Regions from separate parts of the Homo sapiens genome. Here region 1 is linked to region 2. A link is an interaction called in ENCODE POLR2A ChIA-PET data of the cell type or tissue named here. Cell type or tissue: Panc1. All regions are shown on one strand. Links, peaks and the distances in the headings refer to the core of each region. The heading gives the core; the rest is flanking DNA. Region 1 holds the start of ANKAR (ankyrin and armadillo repeat containing). Region 2 overlaps GLS (glutaminase).

Region 1 (10,985 bases), core at 2,030-10,029, 1.3 Mb after region 2:
CTGCATTCTATCAGACATTCAAAGAAGAACTGGTATCAGTCTTACTGAAACTATTCCAAAAGATAAAGAGGGAATTCTCCCTACATTATTCTATGAAGCCAGTATCACCCTAATATCCAAACCAGGAAAGGACATAACAAAAAAAGAAAACTACAGACCAATATCCATGATGAACATGGATGCAAAAATCCTCAAGAAAATACTAACGGAATCTGACAGCATATCAGAAAGATAATACGCCATGATCAAGTGGGTTTCGTGCCAGGGATGAAGGGATGGTTTAACATATGCAAGTCAATATATGTGATACATCATACAGACAGAATCAAAAACAAAAATCATCTCAATAGATGCAGAAAAAGCATTTGACAAAATCCAGCATTGCTTTATGATTAAAACCCTCAACGAAATGGCCATAGAAGGGACATACCTTAAGGTAATAAAAGTCCTCTATAACAAACCCACAGCCAACATTATACTGAACAGGAAAACACTGAAAGCACTTCCCCTAAGAACTGGAACAAGACAAGGATACCCACTCTCACCACTTCTATTCAACATAGTACTGGAAGTCCTAGCCAGAGGAATCAGACAAGAGAAATAAATAACAGACATCCAATTTGGTAAAGAGGAAGTCAAACTGTGGCTTTTTGCCAATGATAAGATCATATGCCTAGAAAACCCTAAGGATTCATCTAAAAACCTCTTAGATGCCATAAAGGAATTTAGTAAAGTTTCAGCATACAAAATCAATGAACACAAATCAGTAGCACTGCTATACACCAACAACAAACAAGATGAGACTCAAATCAAGAACTCAATCCCTTTTACAACAGCTGCAAAAAACAAAATTAAATAAAGTTAAATAAAATAACATAACATAAAATAAAATACTTAGGAATATACCTAATCAAGGAGGTGAATAATTTTTACAAGGAAAACTACAAAACACTGCTGAAAGAAATCATTGATGACACAAACAAATGAAAACACATCCCATGCTCATGGATGGGTAGAATCAATATTGTGAAAATGACCATACTGCCAAAAGCAATCTACAGATTCAATGCAATTCTCATAGAAATACTATCATCATTCCTCACAGAACTAGAAAAAATAATCTTAAATGTCATATAGAACCAAAATGAGCCCACATAGCTAAAGCAAGACTAAGCAAAAAGAACAAATCTGGAGGCATCACATTATCTGACTTCAAACTATACTACAAGGCTATAGTTAACAAAACAGCATGGTACTGGTATAAAAATAGGCACAGAGACCAATGGAACAGAATAGAGAACGCGGAAATAAAACCAAGTACTTATGGGCAACTGATCTTTGACAAAGCAAACACAAATGTAAAGTGGGGAAAGGGCACCCTTATTCAACAAATGGTGCTGGGATAATTGGCAAGCCACATGAAACTGGATCCTCATCTCTCACCTTATATAAAAATCAACTCGAGATGGATCGAGAACTAAATCTAAGACCAGAAACCATAAAAATTGTAGAAGATAACTCGGACAAACCCTTCTAGACATTGGCTTAGGCAAACAGTTCATGACCAAGAACCCAAAAGCAAATGCAACAAAAACAAACATAAATAGATGTGACCTAATTAAACTAAAAAGCTTCTAAACAGCAAAAGAAACAATCAGTAAACAGACAACCCACAGAGTAGGAGAAAATATTTGCAAATTATGCTTCCAACAAAGGACTAATATCCGGAATCTACCAGGAACTCAAACAAATTAGCAAGAAAAAAACAAACAATCCCATCAAAAAGTGGGCAAAAGCCATGAATAGACAATTTTCAAATGAAGATATACAAAAGGCCAACAAACATATGAAAAATGCTCAACATCACTAATTATCAGAGAAATGCAAATCAAACCACACTGAGATACCATCTTACTCCCGCAAGAATGGCCATAATTTAAAAATAAAAAAATAATACATGTCGGCATGGATGTGGTGAAAAGGGAATACTTACACTGCTGGTGGGATTGTAATGTAAACTAGCACAACCACTATGGAAAACAGTATAGAGATTCTTTAAAGAACTAAATGTAGAACTACCATTTGATCCAGCAATCCCACTACCAGGTATCTACCCAGAGGAAAAGAAGTCACTATATGAAAAAGACACTTGCACATGCATGTTTATAGCAGCACAATTCACAATTGCAAAAACATGGAACCAGTCTAAAGGCCCATCAACCAATGAGTAGATAAAGAATACGTGGTGGCCAGGTGCAGTGGCACATGTCTGTAATCCTAGCACTCTAGGAAGTCAAGATGGGATGATCATATGAGGCCAGGGGTTCGAGGCCAGCCTGTTCAACACAGGGAGACCCCATCTCCAAAAAAGAAAAAAAAAAAAAGAAAGAAAGAAAATATATATACCATGAAATACTACTCAGCCATAAAAATGAATTAAATAATGGCATTCACAGAAACATGGATGGGGTTGGAGACCATTATTCTAAGTGAAGTAACTCAGGAATGGCAAGCCAAATATTTTATGTTCTCCCTTATAAGTGGGAGCTAAGCTATGAGGACGCAAAGGCATAAGAATGATATAATGGACTTTGGGGATTCTAGAGGAAAGGTAGGAAGAAAATGAGGGATAAAAGACTACACATGGGGTACAGTGTACACTGCTCAGGTGATGGGTGCACCAAAATCTCAGAAATCACCACTAAAGAACTTAGCCATGTAACCAAAAACCACCTGTTCCCCCAAAAACTATCGAAATAAAATTTAAAAATTTTAAAAATGGCATTGAATAAAAATAATTAAGAAGTGGCCAGGTGCAGCGGCTCATGCCTGTAATCCTAGCACTTTGGGAGGCCTAGGTGGGTGAATGGCTTGAGCTCAGGGGTTCGTGACCACCCTGGGTGACGTAGTAAGACTCTGTTCCAAAAAAAAAAAAAAAAAATTTAAGAAGTGTTAAATTCTCTTACCTGCTGAACTAAACTCTGAAAAAATGTCTTTATTTGTTTGAGGTTTTCCATCAGGATCAATGTCCATGATGGCACGCCACAATTCAGAGAATCTAGCTCGTTTTTCTTTGGGCATATATATTCCATGCCATAGTGCTTTCAGCATGTAGTCAATATTGATCAGAATTTGCCCAATTCTGGTATCATAATAAGCTGGAGGTAATTGACAAGAAGAACTCTGATCATAATTAGCTTCTAAACTGATGGAAGGGATTTGATTTAGGCAATAAATTCCAATAGCCAACTCTCTTATCATTTGATGGACCTCTCTATAGTCTAAGAGGGCAGTAGGGTCCACGGGAGTCAGTAGGATTGCAGTGGAGAAGCCTACGTTATTCATTTGACTCATAATTCCACATGGGAGGTCTACTTGAGAGCGCACATCCTCTTTGGCAGACAACCAGCTAACTAGTGCAGTAGTTAGTAACTCTTGTATTTCACTCCGATCATATTTTTCAAAAAAAGCAGATGCATTTCTTTGTATTGCTAAATTTTCCAGGTAGGTGTCTTCATCCTGAACTTGCTCAAATCTAGGTAATCCTTTTTTGGGCAATCTTAACATTTCTAATTAAATCTAGTGTGTCCTTTTTGAAGCTTCTGCAATGAATAAGAAGGAAAAGATTATCAATAAAATCTGACATGCCAATGAAACTGGATTTGTCTAGAAATAAATCTGTACCTTTCACCTACATAAGATTAATTTTTCATGGTCAACCATTATAGTTTTCAAATTAAAAATAACTGCAGTATATGAAAACTGAAATTTGAATTAAAATAATTAAAATTATAAAACCTTTATCATTAACCATGTTCTGCTTTTCAAAGAATTCAAAAGACAAGAAGATGTATGTCAAAAAGAAACGTTAAGTTTATCTGTGAGAAGCTACTGTTACATACCTATTTTGTTGTTGGAGAGGCATTCTTTTGTATATGTTCGTGTTAGTCTGTTTGTGTTGCTATAAAGGAATACCTGAGACTGCATAATTTATAAAGAAAAGAGGTTTATTTGGCTCACAATTCTGCAGGCTGTACAAGCATGGCACCAGCATCTGCTCAGCTTCTTGTGAGACCAAGCTTACAATCATGGCGGAAGGGGAAGGGGAGCCAGTGTGTCACATGGTAAGAGACGGAACAATAGAGAGAAAGGGGAGGTGTCTACTCTTAAACAACCAGATCTTTCATGAGCTCAGAGGTAGAGTTCACTCTGCCAGGAAAGCACCAAGCCATTCATGAGGGATCCACCCCCATAATCCAAACACCTCGCACCAAGCCCTACCTCCAACATTGGGGAATCTATTTTAACATGAGATTTGGAGGGGATAAATATCCAAATCATATGGATATTTATTTTGTTTTCAGTTTTTTAAAGCAAGACTATACTGACCTGCATGAAAGAAAAGAAAAGGGTGGGGCGCAGTGGCTCATGCGTGTAATCCCAGCACTTTGGGAGGCCAAGTCGGGCAGATCAACTGATGTCAGGAGTTCGAGAACAGCCTGACAAACATGGAGAAACTCCGTCTCTACTAAAAATACAAAATTAGCCAAACGTGGTCGTACATGCCTGTAATCTCAGCTACTCGCGGGGCTTGAGACAGGAGGCTGAACCCAGGAGGCGGAGGTTGCGGTGGCCTGGGCAACAAGTGTGAAAAACACTGTTTCAAAAAAAGAAAAAAAAAAGAAAAAGAAAAGGAAAGAAGCATTTGCTTAACCTTCAATTTCTGTGCCAATGAATGCCTGTCTATTCCTGAAATAATAATAACCACAACTACTATTTATTGAGCCAGGTTCTTTACTATATAATGGTTTGATTTATTTCATCTGATTGGTCTCTATTATATAGTGGTTCTCAAAATTTAGCTTGTATCAAAATCACCTGGGGCTTGTTCAAATACAAATCGCTGAATCCCACCACTGAGTTTCTGATTCAATGAGCTGTAGTGGGGCCAGAAAATATGCGTTTTAGTAAAGTTACAGGAAATGCTGATAGTGCTGGTTTGGGCGCCACACCTGAGACCCCAGGTCAGTGAGTCAGACCTTGTTATGCCCACTTTATAGAGGCAAAAACGGAGACCAGGAGGTTGCAGGACAAGTCTGAGGTTTTACGCCTTTCAGAAACAGAACCCACGTCTGTCCAGTCAAGCCCGGGACCCACGTCCAAAAGCAGCTCGCGTCAGCCATGGGCACGGGAAAGGGGAAAAAACAAGGAAAGGGGAGGAACCTACTCTAGAATGGCTGTTTTCTTGTCCGGGAGAGGGACGCTGCGTCCGCGGCGTTCCCGTGGGGCTGAGAACAGTCGTCGCCGCCTCAGATGGCTTCTCGCGGGGCCTTGAATCCGCCCTCAGGGCCTCCGCAAGGGCGAGCGGGAGGCGCACCGGAAGGAACTGAGAGGAACTTTCAGGGCTTTTCGCCCCACCGTGGCGGCCCGGCCCTCCTCGCCTCGCCGGCCAACACTGCCGCCGCCCGGGCGCGGGTCGAAGCGGTTGGTCCTCCGGGCCCTGGGGTGGCTGGGCTGCTCCTCGGGCGGAGCCTGCGGGCGACTAGGCCTGGTGCGTCCCGCAGCAGCCGCAGCGCCCCCAGGCGGCGCCCGGCCCCTTGGCTGGCTCAGACCCCCCGCGTGCGCATCATCCCAAGCCCGCTTAGCGCTTAGTCCAGCGGCATGCCGTGGGCACTGTGCCGCCCTCACTATCTGCCTCTGCTAAAACACCGAAACAGAGTAGCAGAGGAGACAGCGCCGGGCGTTGAGGCAGTCCCGAGTTGGAATACCACCTCCATCATCATTCTTTCATTCAACAAGCATTTATGGAACACCTATTATGAGTCAGGCACCCAGCTACAAGCTGGAAACCCTAGAAAACAGGGCAGACACGAAACCCCAAGGAGCTTACAGTTGAACAGATCATCTCACAGCTATATTTAACAGTGTGCCAATATTAGATGGAATGACAGCACTCGAATGAAAGCTAACCTAGCCCAGGGCTAGGAAAGGCTGCCTAAGGAAGTGCCCTTTTCCCCTCCGAGCCTAGAAGATGGAAAAGAGCTACCCAAGCAAAGGACTGGACAAGTAGCTTTTCAGGAACAGGGAACAGCAGGAGAGAAAGAATTGAAGTGAGAACAAAGTTGAAATGGTTGAGAAACCGCAAAACCCTGCTTAGAGAACAAGAGAGATGTGGGCACAAACCGAGCTGCTGAGGTGCGCGATGGACAGATCATGCAGGCTGCTGAGTAATGATTTTGAATTTCATCCCAAAGGATTAGCCTACAGTAGTGGCAGTGGAGGTGGGGCTCAGGGACTGTGGACAGATTTGAAAAATAATGAGGTTGCCTGTTGGTGACAGATTGGGGATATGTTGAAAAAGAAGGTTGTGTCCAAGTCAGAACCACATTTCTGTCAGGAGCAACAGGATATCAGGGCAAGATTAAGAGTTCAGTTATGTACTAATTGACCTTGAAGTACCTGTGAGAGAAATTGAGATGTGAGATATGCTTTAGATAAACAGTTCTGGGCTAAGAATGGCAGTAGGGGTTAGATGTATAAATTTTGGCAGATTTATAGTAATTGAAGCCAGGAGTGGGGTTGAAATCACCAAGGGAGAGCGTGCAGAATGAGGAGTTGAGAACCAAGGATTAGAGACCTGAGAAATTTAACATTTAAACGTCAGGTAGAGAGAGTGAAGTCAGCAAAGAAGACAAAAAGAACAGCCAAGAAGGCAGGAGGAAAACCAAAATTGGTCACAGAAGCCAAAGAAGTGTGTGGAAAAAAAAAAAGGAATGGCCAACTTTATCGGATGCTGCTGCTCGGTCAGGGGAGATGAGAACAAACTTCCACTGAATGCAGCAGCTTGGAAGTTCTTGGTGACTGTTTGGGGCAGAATTTCTCTTCCAGTAACCATGTCATTATTTTAGCTACTATGGAAATAAATATTAATAAATTTATGAGGACTATTCCAGGGCTTTTTTTTTTACAAAGATTTGCATGTTTGCACTTAAGAAATATGAACCATATATGTACATTCTCCTACTTCAAGGATTGTTTCCCCCTGGGTAGCCAAATGGTTTGTTCCATGTGTCTCAAATCTTCGGAAAGAGATGCCTCATTTTTTAAAGGATCAACACAGAACTCCATCCCAGAGCTAATGGGATTGAATAGCAGAAGGTTGTAAATGCCCAGGCCCTCTTGGGGTTCACACACATGCATGTGTATCCTCTCTCTGTCTCTCTCAGTATTCTGGTGGAGCAGATGACCTGGAAATTCCTTATAAAAGTTTGACTGATTAATACATTTAAATCTCATAGAGTAGAGTAGCACCTGGAATATAGCATTATGTAAGTTATAGCTATTTTCAGTATTAAACTGTATTGGTGTTATAATATTCAATTCTAGGCCGTGGGGCAAACCTCTTAAGTTCATCTACTCCCAATATAAGCAATGTCAATTTAGTGCTCAGGCCCACACAGACACTTGAAGTTGTCTGCTTTCAGATTGAGGGATGAAAGCTATGTAGGCAGTATCTAAATTTTGGTTGAACATTGCATCTTCCAGGGAATAAATTCGGGGCATGTGAAAGCCTTTGCCAGGTTACTGACCTGTTTGTCCGGATCCTAAAATTTATTTGCTACTGTGATTAAAGAATCAAAGGGTGGCCAGATCCAGAAATGGTGTCGATCCTAATGGACAGATTTCACAGTGACACTGGTATGGCAGTTAACAGTTGAGTAATGTGGGTGGATGTCAGGTTGGAGTAAATAGACAAAAAGGTGGAGAGAGTGACTGTGGATGAGAGGCAAGACATAGTAAGTAGAGGAAGACGTAATTATTCTTGTCTTCAGGTTGAGTAGGCTGAGGAGGAGAAGGGGCTGTCTCGGGGTGGCAGAGGCAGAAAATCCACATATAAGTGGAACTGCACAGTTCAAATGTGTTGTTCAGGGGTCAACTGTAGTCTTTAAAAGTTACTGGGGTGGGAAAATGAGCTGCCTAAAAAGATGTAATAGAAGTAACAAGTACTGTTCAGGAGGATGAACCTCAAGCAAATTGTTTAGCTTCTTTAAACCTGTAGTTCTTTTATCCATGAAACAGGACCCTGTCTAAACCATGGTCCCTGAAGAGAGGGAACTGAATCATTTCTGGATGGAGTGATCAAAGAGAGTGAGTCTGGGAAAACAAACTGTTTCTCTTCACTCTCACACAACACTTCTGACACCAGATGTGTGGATTTTTTCCACCAGATGTGTGGAGAATTACCAAGCAATTCTCCAGCTCTCTGAATACCAGCTGGGTATCCTACAGTTTAATCCTGCCTCTATCTACCTGGAGTGAGTGTCAGATCCTTCCATTTAAGGGCTCAGTGCCATAAGGTGTCTCTGCTTTAGATGGCAATTTCAAGTCTGGATCTCTGGTACTTCTGATTGACCAGCTACATAAACTGGGGGTTTTCATGACCCCCTATTCAGGTTCGATAATTTGCTAGAATGGCTCACAGCACTCATAGAAATACTTATGTTTACTGGCTTATTATATAGGATACATCTCAGGCACAGCCAAATTGAAGAGATGCATAAGGCAAAGTATTAAAAAAAATTAAGATGAGAGGGAGCTTCCTTGTCCTCTCTGGGCATACCACACTCCCAGCACCTCCACATGTTCAGCAAACCAGAGGCTCATCAAATCTTGTTCAAGAGTTTTTATAAAGTTTAATAGACCTTAATTTTCAGCACCACTCTCCCTCCCAGAGGTTGGTGGGTGGGGATGAAATTCCAACTCTTCTAATCACTTGATTTTTATTTTTGTTTTTATTTTTATTTTTAGAGACAGGGTCTCACTGTCGCCCAGGCTGGAGTGCAGTGGTATGATCCTAGCCTCACTGCAGCTTCAACTTCCTGGGCTCAAGTGATCCTCCCACCTCAGACTCTTGAGTAGGGAGGCACATGCTTCCATGCCCAGCTAATTTTCTGTACTTTTTTTTTTTTTTTGGTAGAGATGAGGTTTCATCATGTTGCCCAGGCTGTTCTCAAACTCCTGGACTCAAGAGATCCCTCTGCCTTGGCCTCCCAAGCTGCAGGTGTTAAAGGCTATTTAGAGACCTCACCCTAAGTCAACGCATTAGCATAAACTCAGGTGTGATCAAAAGGGGCTTATTATGAACAACAAAAGATATTCCCTATCACTAAGGAAATTCCATGGTTTTAGAAGCTCTGTGACAGGAAAAAATGAAAATTCAACCAAATGAACTTTAAAACTACTATGTTATACAATAGTAAAGCAGCAGAGTATCTTACTTTTATATAATTATATAAAAACTTATTTTTATATTGTTACATTGTGAATCACATTACAATTTAGTCTCCTTTTCAATAGAAAGATTTTCTAAGGACATGATTTGGAGCCGTCCACATTTATCAGATGCCTTTTCATTAATTTTTTCCATTTTTGCAATTCTTGATCCAAACTGCATGGCCCGTTTGGGCAGAAGAGCAGAGGCTGTAAGACCAAGTTCCACAGCTGCAAGGCGTAAAAGTAATTTTTCACCAATTCCTCGGGGTAAAGTCAAGTTTGCTTTTTCCCAAATCGGCAGAGAATTTAGAAAGGAGACAACATTTTCATCCAGGAAAGGAAATCTAAAATAGACAGATAATATAACCACTATGTAAAAATAAAATCAACCTGCTTTGATTTATACACAGTTTTATAGCTAAAATTTAACCAAATTGTTTCACAACATGACTAATTTTAATACATATACTACAAAATAGTCTAAATCTCAATAAATAAATTAGGTTTATTGTGTCCAGAAATAATTTCAAATTGTTTTACAAGGTATCTTTGTGGAGGCCTTGAAAACAAACATGATTTTTTTTTTTTTTTTTTGCCTAGGTGAGCACTACCGCACCCAGCTAATCTTTGTATTTGTTGGTAGAGATGAGATTTCGCCACATTGCCCAGGCTGGTCTCGGACTCCTGAACTCAAGTGACCCACCTGCTTTGGCCTCCCAAAGTGCTGGGAATACAGGAGTGAGCCACCGCACCTAGCCTACGAGCATGATCTTAACTAACTATTCAATCTGTGTCTGATCTTTATCAGGTCTAAAGAAATGACACTTTAGGGATATGGAACCAATATAGAAGGGCTCCACAGTCCTGAACCTGCAAAACACTTATGGTAAAATTTTGTTACTCAAAATTGTTTAATTATACTTAAACCAATTAAATGGTGATAAATTACTGTAACAGAACAAAATATTAGATTTTTTTCCCCTAAATTCTGGGATGACCTAGAAACAAAATATTCGATTAAAAAAAAACTTTCTGCCCTTTTCCTTCCCCAATTTCTAGAAAATTATGTTCTTTTTCTGTTTAAAATACTTTAACACCCACCATCCCACATCTCAAAATGCAATACAGTTACACTAGTGTTTCCGTTTTATTACATCCTATTCTAGGTTAAGAGATTGGAAAGGACAAAGACATTTGTTATCTGGAATATTACATAAAAATGAATGAGTTGCAAAAGCAAATTTAACTAGAGAATCAAATCAACACACTACTGTTAATATGTATGTCAAGATACGTAATAAATTATTTAGATCTAGCCACTATATTTGTTATATCACAATTCTGTATTAGCTGCTTTAAACATTCTTCATATGCATTTTTATTTGAGCATAATATAATACTTTCATAAGTAAGGGCTTTTACTAGACAAATTCCTTTCTCTATGACCTAGCTGAAATAACAGACTGAATTTCTACCTCTCTCATGTCCTTCAAAGAGAAAACAGTTTAACAGTTTACGGACTTTATTATGGCATTAGTTATCAGTTTATAGTGAAATCTTGAAAATTATGACAGAATAATGACATAGTAGCTAAACTTTTACATGGGCTAGGACCAGAAACTTAAGAAAGACAACTGTGTAAAGGCAACTACAAGTCAGTGGAAAGAGGAAAAGACTGAAGTAGAGACAAGAAACAATGAAGTCAAAGAGAG
Region 2 (10,985 bases), core at 1,320-9,319:
ACACCATTTTGTGTAAATTAAAAATAAATAAATACAAACAAGGTCCCTGAAAATAGATGAGGTTCTCTTCCTGCTGTGAAACAACACGGTTTTAGCATTCATACAGGAAGAATTATGGTTTCAATTCAGAGTTTAAGGTCCTATTTCTCTTAGCATGCCTCAAATCCTGCTACTATAACAAAGCCAGGCACATGGACTTGAGTTTTCTATAGTTATTCCAACCCACAATACTAACACAATCTTTACTAATTGCTTTAATGTTAGAAAAGAAATCCCTCATTTTCACTGGTCTCCAGAGCCTTACTTAACTCCCTATATTCTTCAATGTTTATTTCACATTTCTATTGTGAAACGTTCAACATGTGTGCTTTATGGAGCATACTCACAGAAGAGGTGTAATAACAGTATGTTTCTCTAATGCTGTAACTTTTCAAAGCACTTTCATAGCCACTTTATTATTCAAATTACATAGCAGGCTCCTCCAACATATAATACAGAAAATTGCTGGAGAAAAGCATATTTTAAGACACTAAAAAATAAAGCAATTGTTCTATCTAAAAAAAATTTAGAAAGGACATCATGTAAATATAAAACCCTCATCTTACTAAATTATCTATGCTTTCATACAGTTCAATGCTCCAAACTCCTTAAAATACTCTTTCCTTGACTGCTGATATTGCACTATGCTGGATTTTCTCTTCTCTGGCCACCTTTCCCTAGTGGAAGCCTCTCCTACTCTATCTTACCTTTAAAATGATGGTTTCTTAGGGTTCTGTCTTTGATACACTTTCCTTATCACTTTATACTATCACCTTAAGCAATCTCACACACCACCCCAGCTTCAAATACTACTCTTCATACTGACCACTCACAAAATTATAGCTCCAACTTACACTGCTCTAAGTTTTAGGCCTAAATCTGACTGCTTACTCAACATCACTACTTAGATATCTCACAAATATCTCAAACATTAGCTAGCTTCTACATACTGATAGTTGTCTAACCATTATCCACTACCCACCCCTTCCATACTAACAGAACCTCTATTTGTTAAAGGTAGTATTGTGTCCAATTAAAAACACTTTCCCAGATTCCCTTGCAGTTAGTCTGGTCAATGAGCGTCAGGTGAGTTTCCAGTAAAGCTTCTTTCTTTAGATTTAGATATCACTCTTTTCTTTTTCTCCCACTTTGGCCATACAGGTGAGGCTAAAGATGAAACAGCCACCTTGCAACTCTAAGTTGATAGGCGTGATTTCTAAGATCAACACACTTAAGGCTTGTGTAACAGAAGTTTACCTTACTAATGGCACTAGCCCTGGTTGGTTTCCCTGATAGTCCCTGAGACTTTCTGTTATATTAGAAAAATAACCCCCATATGTTTAAAGCACTGTCAATCAACCTCCTGATATCCACAATCAAACAGATCCTTCATTGTTACAATAGCCAAAGTTAAACTAATTTCTTCCCATACTCCCAAGGTTTGCTTTTCCAGTGTTCTCCATCTTAGTTAATGCAGCAGCTTTGGCCCTGTTGCTCATACTAAAAACCTGGTAGTCAGCTTGATATCGCATTCCTTTTCACCCACCAAAAACGATCACCAAGTGCTGCCAATCCTATTTCTTAAACACATCTCTTATTTACCTATTTCTCTCACCTCTAGTCCAAGCCACCAACACATCTCGAGTCCAAAACTTCAACTTTCTCTCTCTTTAATCCATTCTCCGCAGAGCAGTATTTAAAAACCAAATCATTCTCTCCCCTTTTTTAAAGTCTTCAAAGTTTCAGCCGGGTGTGGTGGCTCACGCCTGTAATCCCAGCATTTTGGGAGACCGAGGCGGGCGGATCACGAGGTCAGGAGATCGAGACCATCTTGGCTAACATGGTGAAACCCCGTCTCTACTAAAAAATACAAAAAATTAGCCAGGCGTGGAGGCAGGCCCCTGTAATCCCAGCTACTCGGGAGGCTGAGGCAGGAGAATGGTGTGAACCCGGGAGGCGGAGCTTGCAGTGAGCCAAGATCACTCCACTGCACTCCAGCCTGGGAGACAGAGCAAGACTCCGTCTCAAAAAAAAAAAAAAAAAAAAAAAAAAAAAAGTCTTCAAAGTTTCACACTAAACTCTGAATAAAGTCCAAAATTCTTAATATAGCATATAAGACCTTTCAGAAATGTCTCCCAAACTGTGTCCTGAGGACAACCTACAGCAGAAGCACCTGGGGTGCACATTAAACATTTAGATTTTTGAATCCAACTGTAGGAATGGGCCCCAGGAAGCTAGCTGTATTTTAAAATTAAGACACTCTAACAATTCTGATGTACATCGAAATATGAGAAGGCCCACTCTACATAATATGGCCCCATCTCTTAGGAGTCATCCACAGCCAATCTCCATCCACCTCACCTCACTCTTCTTCAGCGCATTTGCCTTCTTCTTTCCCCTTCTCAAATGTGCTAAACTCCTTCCTGTTCTGGGGCCTTCAAGTCAGACTAGCCTATTAACACTATTCCATATTTCCTCTGACTCCTTCAAAACTTACACACTGTATTACCTTCCAGTGAAAACCAACCATATTTAACCACCCAGACAAAACAAGTTCTTATTGTACCCTCTCCTAGCATTTTTTTACTTTTCTATCATTATCATTATATTTGCTGAAATATTTTTTAAAGAAATGAAACATTAAAGATACAGCTAACCATGCTCTCTGCATCCATTCCATTCCCTCCTGGCAGTAAGCTTTATCTAAAGATTGGTGTTCATGTTCTTATAGTTTTATTAGTAACTACATTGCATATTTGTGTCTCATAAAGTTTATTATAGATGTACAAAAATAGCATCATATGGCATATACCATTTTGTAACTTATTTTGTAACATTTAAAATGAATTAGATCTACATGCATCAGTATTAACAAATCACTTATTACCATTTTAATTATTTTCAGTATTTATTCAGTACCTGTATCCCTGCTTAATTGCAAACACAAGTTGGATCATACTTGTCTCATTAACCACTCACTGCATATCCTAAACACTTCACGGTTTCTGGCACATATTAGGCAAGAAATAAACATTAGTTGAATAAGAACCTATCAGTGAATAATAAAGCACAGGAATAATGCTAAGGTTAATTTATATAGATCTGAATTGCACAATCAAATTTAATTAGCTAAATATCTTGAAATAATTCTGTTTGTGTGCTGTTTGAACAAAAACTAGTGAAATGCTGAGGGGGATGGTAATCTTTTTTAGTTCTTACTTGGTAGAAAAAAAGACCAAAAGAAAATAATTTTAAAGGTTATACATTTTCATTTATATAGAGGGATCTAATCTTGGATATTGGTTGGGTACCAGAAATGAAGAGAAGAAAACAACATGAGGAGAACAAAATTCCTATTTAGAAGGCATTAAAAAAAAAAAAAAGTTTGCTAACTAAGTAAAACAGGGATTGAAAATATTGAAATGGAAACCAGGAAGCCAGAAGAATCCTGGACTTCAGCCACTTTCTTAAGGTCACACAAGTGGGAAAGCAACTTCATAAAAGCAATGAGTTATCTGACTACAAATTTACACTTATTACAAAAGCAATTCTAGAAGAGAAGCAGAGCAACTTAAAGTGGGTACGTCTACAATAAAACTGCTAATTTGCCAGAATAAGGGCATTCAGATAGGTGGAAGTTATTTTTTTGGTTATCCTTTAACAGCAGAATTGTTTCTTCATAGTCCAGTAAAAAGAGACATTAAGGCAGAAATATTTTATTGGTATGATTAAAAAGGATTAATAGTATTAGTCACCATAGAATGTTAACAAAATCACTTGTACTGTAATTTCATCAGATGTCAATGAAGTTTCATTGTGCATTAGATGCAACGTTTATTCATCTCAATTCAAATATTCATCTCAAACAGTATTATTTAGTTCATTCTTTATTTACATTATAAATCTTGTGCATAGACCTGGATCAATGATGCATATACTTCAAGGATCTAAGTAAAATAATAAATAAAGAATAAGCTATATTATACTGAAGAAGAGAAATTTGGACTTTTACATTTCATGTGTGGTTTTCTTTCGAACTTTTTAAAGAAAATTAAACTACAATGGCAAATGTCAACATCAAAAGATTTGGAAGTGAACATATATAAAGATACGGAACTGAAAACCCATTTCCTGAGTAACTTTGATATAATTTTTTAAATTACCTCATTTTGGCCCAAAATAAATTATAATATGAAACAATAAAAAATAGAATATTTGAAATTTAGATAATATATTCTGAGTTTTTCAACTAAAATCTTTAATTTGGAATGACTGTGAGAAAGAACAAAACAACAGAACTTGGGTGGAATTCAATTAATAATTTATACCATGATTTTAGGTATCAATCTCATTTAATAGAAGAAAGTCAAGCCTTAAGGATTAAGCTTTAAGCTGTCCTCTCAAAAGAATCTTTGAAATTGCCCTTTTGTGATGATTTGTGAAATAACACAATATAAAACATATATAAACACATATAACACATATAAAATAACAAAAATTTATAATTCTCATCTAGATCTAAAAAGTTCAGCAAGAGACTGATTATCATAATTGAAAGTTGAATTTTACAATAAAATGGTTCAAATGTGAGTAGTTACATTTGTGTAACTGATACTAATATTTCATCATTTTTATTTTGGAATGCATAATATAAAAGCAAGCAGACTTTATATTGAATGAGTTTATACTGAAACTTGTAGGGAGAAGAGCTACTCAGGCAGTTTAAATTTTCAGAATTAAGAAACCAATACTATAATATTTTGAGAGCAACAATATTTAAGTTTTAACATTTTGTAAGTCAACAAAGCCTTTCAAAAGTTAACATATTTCAAGAACTCAATACACACAGTCCTTCATAAATATTAAAACTCCAGAACTATGAAATGGAGATTGATACTGAAGACAACATGTACTATAGACAGAGTAAATAAACAGACAAATTAGGAAACTTGGGGGCCACTCACAGATCCAAATGTCTAAAATAAACAAGGGAAGTAGCTAGATATTTTGCATGTTTTCCAAGAGCTAACATGCAAAGAAAACAAATTTTTCTTAAGAAACCATTTGTTTAGAACTTGACTAGTCTTCTATTTATTTAAAATCGTTTTACTTATATATTTAATCTAACCTCAAAGGAATTTATTTTAAAAAGCCAGTGATGTAACATTTATTTTTAGATTTACATTTCTGCTACAGTTTTCTTTCAAAGATTGCAGGGTAATGTTTTATTTTTAGAACTACTGTGTAACTTTAACATTTACTTCTAACTTTACTAATTTTTAACAACTGGGACATAAGACTGCTTACTAGAAAAATACAATTAGTTTTAATAAATGCTGATGGTACCATCTGCCAAATAACTTATAGTCACATTAACTACTGCCAATTATGCTTCTCTCATTAAAACTAAACCACAAACAGAAACATCTACAAACAGAAAGTCCATCCTAACAAAACACAAAACAGACCAACCCCCTCAAGAGAAAAAAATCTAAATATGCTAATAGAAAAAGCAAAGTGCTAGGAAACCTGGAAAAGGGGGCTGAGTGGGGTGGGAGTCTGTACCAGGTAACATTTAAGATTACTTTCAAATTCAAATCTGTGATTCTAAAAAATATATAAGATTATGGTAAATAAAAGTACATCAAAATTCTAGAAAGGTTGGACTATGTTTTAAAAACAAAAGAAAGCCTTCGGCTGTTTTACAGAATATAAATTTAATTATAGCTCAGGATTCCAAATATAATTGCTGTGCAGAGGAGATTTTCATTATATAAACATAAATCACCAGAAACATAATATGAAAATAGAAATTTAAAAACTACTTTGGGTAAGAATTTTTTCTTTCAAAAGCTAAGCCTTCCAAATAGATAATTTTAATTATCTGTGGTTTTAAGGCCTGAAAGTGTTTCAGCAAGGTAAATACCTAATGAAAAAATACCATTATTTTTAATCATACTATGTACAGAAAAATCATATCCTCAGATATTGAAATATGGCTTAAAAATAAATACAATGAATTATTCTTTGCCATTGAGATGTGGTATATAATTTTTCTTTAAAAAAATTCCATAATTAGTAAATGAGATTTAGAGTTAAATGTATAGTAAAAATGTTACAAGATTAACCGACAGAAGCAGTTGGCACCAGCTCACCTGTTTCTAACGCTTGCCTTTTGAGGGCAAGATTATAACTTTTGTTTTAAAGCAATACATGATGGTTTTCAATAATAAGTATTCTGTAATTTACTGGTGAATGAAATTTACAAAAAAAAAAAAAAAAACCCACAGATTCCGCCAAAAAAGCAATGCAATCCAAGTGCTAATTAGTATCCTATTCATTTTGGTTAAGGGTTAATGGATCAGGAAGCCATTATAAAGTTTTTTATGAAAACAGGTTTTCTATACATGGCATATTTAAAAAATCTCTATTAGCTACAACTTACAAAAATTACTAAAGTAGATCTACAATCTACAAAATAGAAATGGCAAACAAAGTCAACTTAAATTCTCTTCCTCTCCTATGTTCATAAAATAGAAAACATTTTAAGACCATAGTAACAGAATCACTTTGTTAAATAAGCATTTATAATCAGTCTACTTAACATACTATTTTAAAAATAAGTACCTTTTCTATTACTATTTAAAAAGTTAAGAACTCTACGAAACATCACATTTTGCCCGCTGTTTCATGTTGGATAAATATTGCCTCAGATCCTCTTAGAGTAGTTTTCTAAATTTCTCAAAGTCATGTGCATTTTATGGTATTCAGATTAATAAACTACTAGCTGGAGGTTGGGGTATAAAATAAAAGAACTTCCCCCAACCCAATTAAATTCCTTCCATTTCTAATTAAATTCCTTCCATTTCTAAGCAATGTTAACAAACAAAGGTTTTTAACTTTGTTACAATTTGAAATAAAAGAAAAATAGTTGAACTTGGATATACTTGAGTGTATGTTTATGTATAATTTTGCCCTTGAACTACATGACAGAGAAAAGACCGAGTAAGGTAAAGTCCATTCTCAGTAAGTCTAAATGAAAATCTGAGCATAAGGCCATCATGCATGGTAACAAATTTCCATTTATGCTACATCTCCAACATCTGGTTTTGGTTTTATTACACAATGCAAATACAACATTAAATATAAAATGGTAGAGAAGTAATTGAGAAGAAATCACACGTTAAGTATTCTGATCGTATACCTTTAAAAAATGCTTTCTAGCATTTTCAAGGCCATGTAGGAGAAAAACCAAACTTTTTACAGATGAATAGTAAAACAGATTCTTAAAACTAAAAACTGTACCACAGTAACTAAATAAAACTGTTCCATAAACTGCTCAATATAAGTGCATTACTTCTTTTAAGTCAAAAACAATTTAAAAAATACAATCCTTCCTTATAATACATTTTGGAAAGTGCTTTAAATTCCACATGAAATCTAATATTCTTGGTTTCACTTTTCCAGAGTTCCCCCAATATTGTTAGTTACTCTCTTACCCTGGCAGTCCTGGTAGTGAATGGGAATGGTAACAGAAACCACAAATCTTTAAAGTCAAATTGAAGAAGTAAAGTATGTTATACTTTACCAATTCTAGGGCAGCAAAAATTTTAGGGGTTCTTTTGTGTCAAAGCTTGGAACAGGAATAGATCAATGAATAATTTATACATAGTACACAATGTGAAAAGAACTGCTCATCATTTTCAGAATATGAATGGGTAGATTAAGGTACATAGATAAGGAAATCATATATATGTATGCACAAACGTATATACATATGCACAAACATATGCAACCCACACATTATATATAAATTATCAGGATATAGGCTGACATATCAGTATATTTCAGCAGTTCTTTCCACATAAATATATGCCTATTAAATATACACTGTCAGATCAAGATCACCAGGTATTTTAAGTCTCCTCTCTCTTTACTTCAAATAAATTTTTTAAAAAAATCTTTAAAAGCAAGTAATCATAAACTGTTACATATATTGAATATATCATTATACTGGAACTCCTTATTAACTAATTCTAAAAGAACTTCATTTAAAAATCCCACAGATTAATACAAATTCATGTAAACAACAGTATTTCCCCTTTCAAATAGTTTTAAAACTTCTACAATATATTCAGGAATCTCCAGAATATGAATGGCAGATTTAATTAAACATAAAAATGTAAAGTACTATATTTGACCTACAATACATGGAGCCTCTATAATTTGTACTATAATTTGGATCATGCTGTGGAAATATACAAAATTCCTTCTGAAAATGTAATCCCCTCAGAAACCAGTTAAGGTGAATTTCTGTATCACTGTCATTCTGTTTAATATAAATTCTACTGAGATTAACAGTTTTATTCTAAAGCAATATGATGATACTCTTCATTTGGTTTAGCAATGTTTTTCCTATTATTTAGGCAACAACAGATAAAATGAGAGTTACATAGTGAATAACAACAATATTCCTCCTCAGAAAGCAGAAATAACCTACAAATAGGGTTGCACTTTTTTTAAAGTTACCAAATGGAAAAACCACCAAAAAAATTGAGAGAAAAGTTTTTATTCAAATACTTCTAGTACAACCAATAAGAAAAGTCCTCCTCCCAAAAAAACCACTAATGCTATATTGCATTTTAAAAAATCAAATAAAGCCCTTTTGAATATTTCTAGTTTACTTTGAGGCAGCTTCAGAATAGCAAACACTTTAACAGTATCTTCATAAAGAATAATTTTTTCTAAGTTAAAATCCCAACTGTATTTGTACTTAAAATGTTGAAGTTGCTTTTATAAAAACAAAACAAAACAAAACAAAAAAAACAATAAAATCAGCTTAAAATAAATTTATTGTGCAATACAAAATGTAGGCATACTGGAAAATAAAGGTACATTATTAAATATACAAAGCAAATGAAAGCTAAACAACACAAATGTTTTCATCCAAACACTAAGATAAAATGCACAACATTTATGCTAAAAACAAAGTACTTCAAGAACAATATGCATTTCAAATGAAATGTTAATGATGCCAAAAAAAGAAAGAAAAAAGAAAATCAAATATGCTACATTGTAAATGCTTGAATATCAAGAATCAATAATGGCATAAAACAAACCCAATAATAGTGGGTACTATCAAGAACTTTGTTTAAAAAGGTGTTAAGAATACTGAAAGAATCAAAATATGTCCTTAAAACTGGCAAAGTTTTTTCTTTTTTAAGTTTGAGGGCCTATTCGCAGTATCTTATCTCTTCTTCCGTTTATACTTTTCTATAAAAATTTCTGCTCATTCTTAACATTTTCTAAACACAGTAGCTTAGATAACAGTACTTCATTTTTAAGTATGCATTTAAAGCATTACCAACACAAAAATAGTAAGTGACACAAATTAACAACCTAATTTTGAAATCTATACAGCTATGTATACGATATGAAAACTAAATCTTCATTTAATAAAGTAAAACCAACTTCGGAATGAAATGGTAAAATGTAACAATTTAGATCATAGGGGAAACCACAATGCCTTTTTTCCAATTAAGGCATTCGGTTGCCCAAACTACAAATGGCCCTGGTGCAACTAACATAAATATGCAACACAAATATGCAGTAAGGCCTTGAGAAGCATCCAGTTAGGATATGCATCTGAACATTCAAAGAACATTCAAGTAAGCATAAAATCCTTGGGAAAATCCTCTACAACTTAAAATATAATTATTTAAATATATAAATTTAATACTTAAGTTAGCCCAAAAGGCTTTTTGGCCAGCACCTCTAGAAGGGAATTTCTTTTCTTAATATCACAGTTCCCAAACTTAAGACATTATGATCAAGATTTTCTATCTTTATTTGCACTAGTATCTAAAATACTCAGTGAAATCTTTTTTGCTACACTATATTTACTTTTACAGACTTTCCATTACCACATACATACACCATCATGCTAAGAAACCACCAAGTTTTTCTTCTAATCCCCCACTAAAATTAACAGGTTTCAACAAACTTGAAATTATAGGGGAACTATGGGGAAAACCAGAGAAGTATATGGAAGAAGGAAGAAGTGTGAATAGGTCCTACAGAATTTTACAATCACTTTGCCAAGACAACTATAAATACTATGAATAATTACTTGAAATCAGGTTGTGTAGAATCTATAGTTCTCTTAAAAACAAGTTTTGATTCTCAATATTGCATTTTTATACCAAATAAAAGGATTTAGATCTAACGTATTTTAGTAGCATACTTACTACCTGCAGACTAAATTCATTTCTCAAGTACTCTAAAAAACTTCAAATAGAACAAACTTTATGAGATGCTATAACTTATCACAAAAGAAATATTAGCATTTATAAAATTAAGATAATAAAATGTAAAAGCTAAAAACCAAAATTTGCCATTCATATTTAAATATAACATAGAAAAAGTTATGTGGATAATATGAAAATAAAATTGTTTAGGTGAACAATTCACTTGAAGACACTCACTGTTTCTCCTTCTGAGTAACTAACCATTATAGCTTTTTATTGATGAAACATCATTATCTCACATCTGAAATTCTTTGGCTGGAATGTTTTAGTAACATAAGACACTCCTGTATATAACAACTCTGACAGAACAGAGGAGTTGCAAAATAAAAAAAGTAGGAGTCATATTTTAAAGCATTTGATAAATTTTTAAATAAATTTTTTAAAATGTAAAGCCAATCTATCACCAAAAATGGCATAAATGTAAACACAAGCTAATTTTATAATCCACTGCTATTTTAAATAAAATAATTTGGGGTTCATTATTTTGCCTTTTTAGTTTTGTATTTAGCATAGAAGTACCTTCTATTGCCACTAAAGACATCACATTAGTTTTAAAAATGGAAAAGAAAAAACAAAATGCAACAAAACTTATGAGTTTAATTTGTGAATTTTAGAACTAAGAATTACAATTTTCTGTTA

What was found. ChIA-PET counts read pairs that join two places held together with the same protein. Peaks named below come from ENCODE experiments on the same cell type or tissue, not always from the same donor. Only the 100,000 strongest peaks of a DNase experiment are listed, where the experiment ranks them.
Region 1: POLR2A ChIA-PET joins it to region 2 with 15 read pairs; 2 of 35 experiments call an interaction of 5 or more read pairs at or near these places.

What each region holds. Positions count from the first base shown.
Region 1 is chr2:189,669,073-189,680,057 of GRCh38, reverse strand. It overlaps ASNSD1 (asparagine synthetase domain containing 1), which reads right to left. Exons shown (of 6, transcript NM_019048.4): 6 at 9,227-9,617. The coding sequence ends at 9,332. It overlaps ANKAR (ankyrin and armadillo repeat containing), which reads right to left and starts at 5,388. Exons shown (of 23, transcript NM_001378068.1): 1 at 5,228-5,388; 2 at 2,967-3,602. The coding sequence starts at 3,567. It overlaps LOC105373793 (a long non-coding RNA gene), which reads left to right and starts at 5,773. Exons shown (of 2, transcript XR_923692.3): 1 at 5,773-6,227; 2 at 6,665-6,938. RefSeq lists an enhancer at 5,003-5,262 and a silencer at 5,313-5,732. In Panc1, for the core only: a CTCF peak has its summit at 5,574 (motif pointing left); a DNase peak (open chromatin) is centred at 5,467; H3K4me3 peaks cover 1,611 bases; H3K27ac peaks cover 1,104 bases.
Region 2 is chr2:190,933,178-190,944,162 of GRCh38, reverse strand. All of the region lies in intron 14 of GLS (glutaminase), which reads right to left. Among named protein-coding and RNA genes, the nearest start is that of GLS, 58 kb to the right of the region's middle. In Panc1, for the core only: no CTCF peak of the experiment used is centred there; no DNase peak of the experiment used is centred there.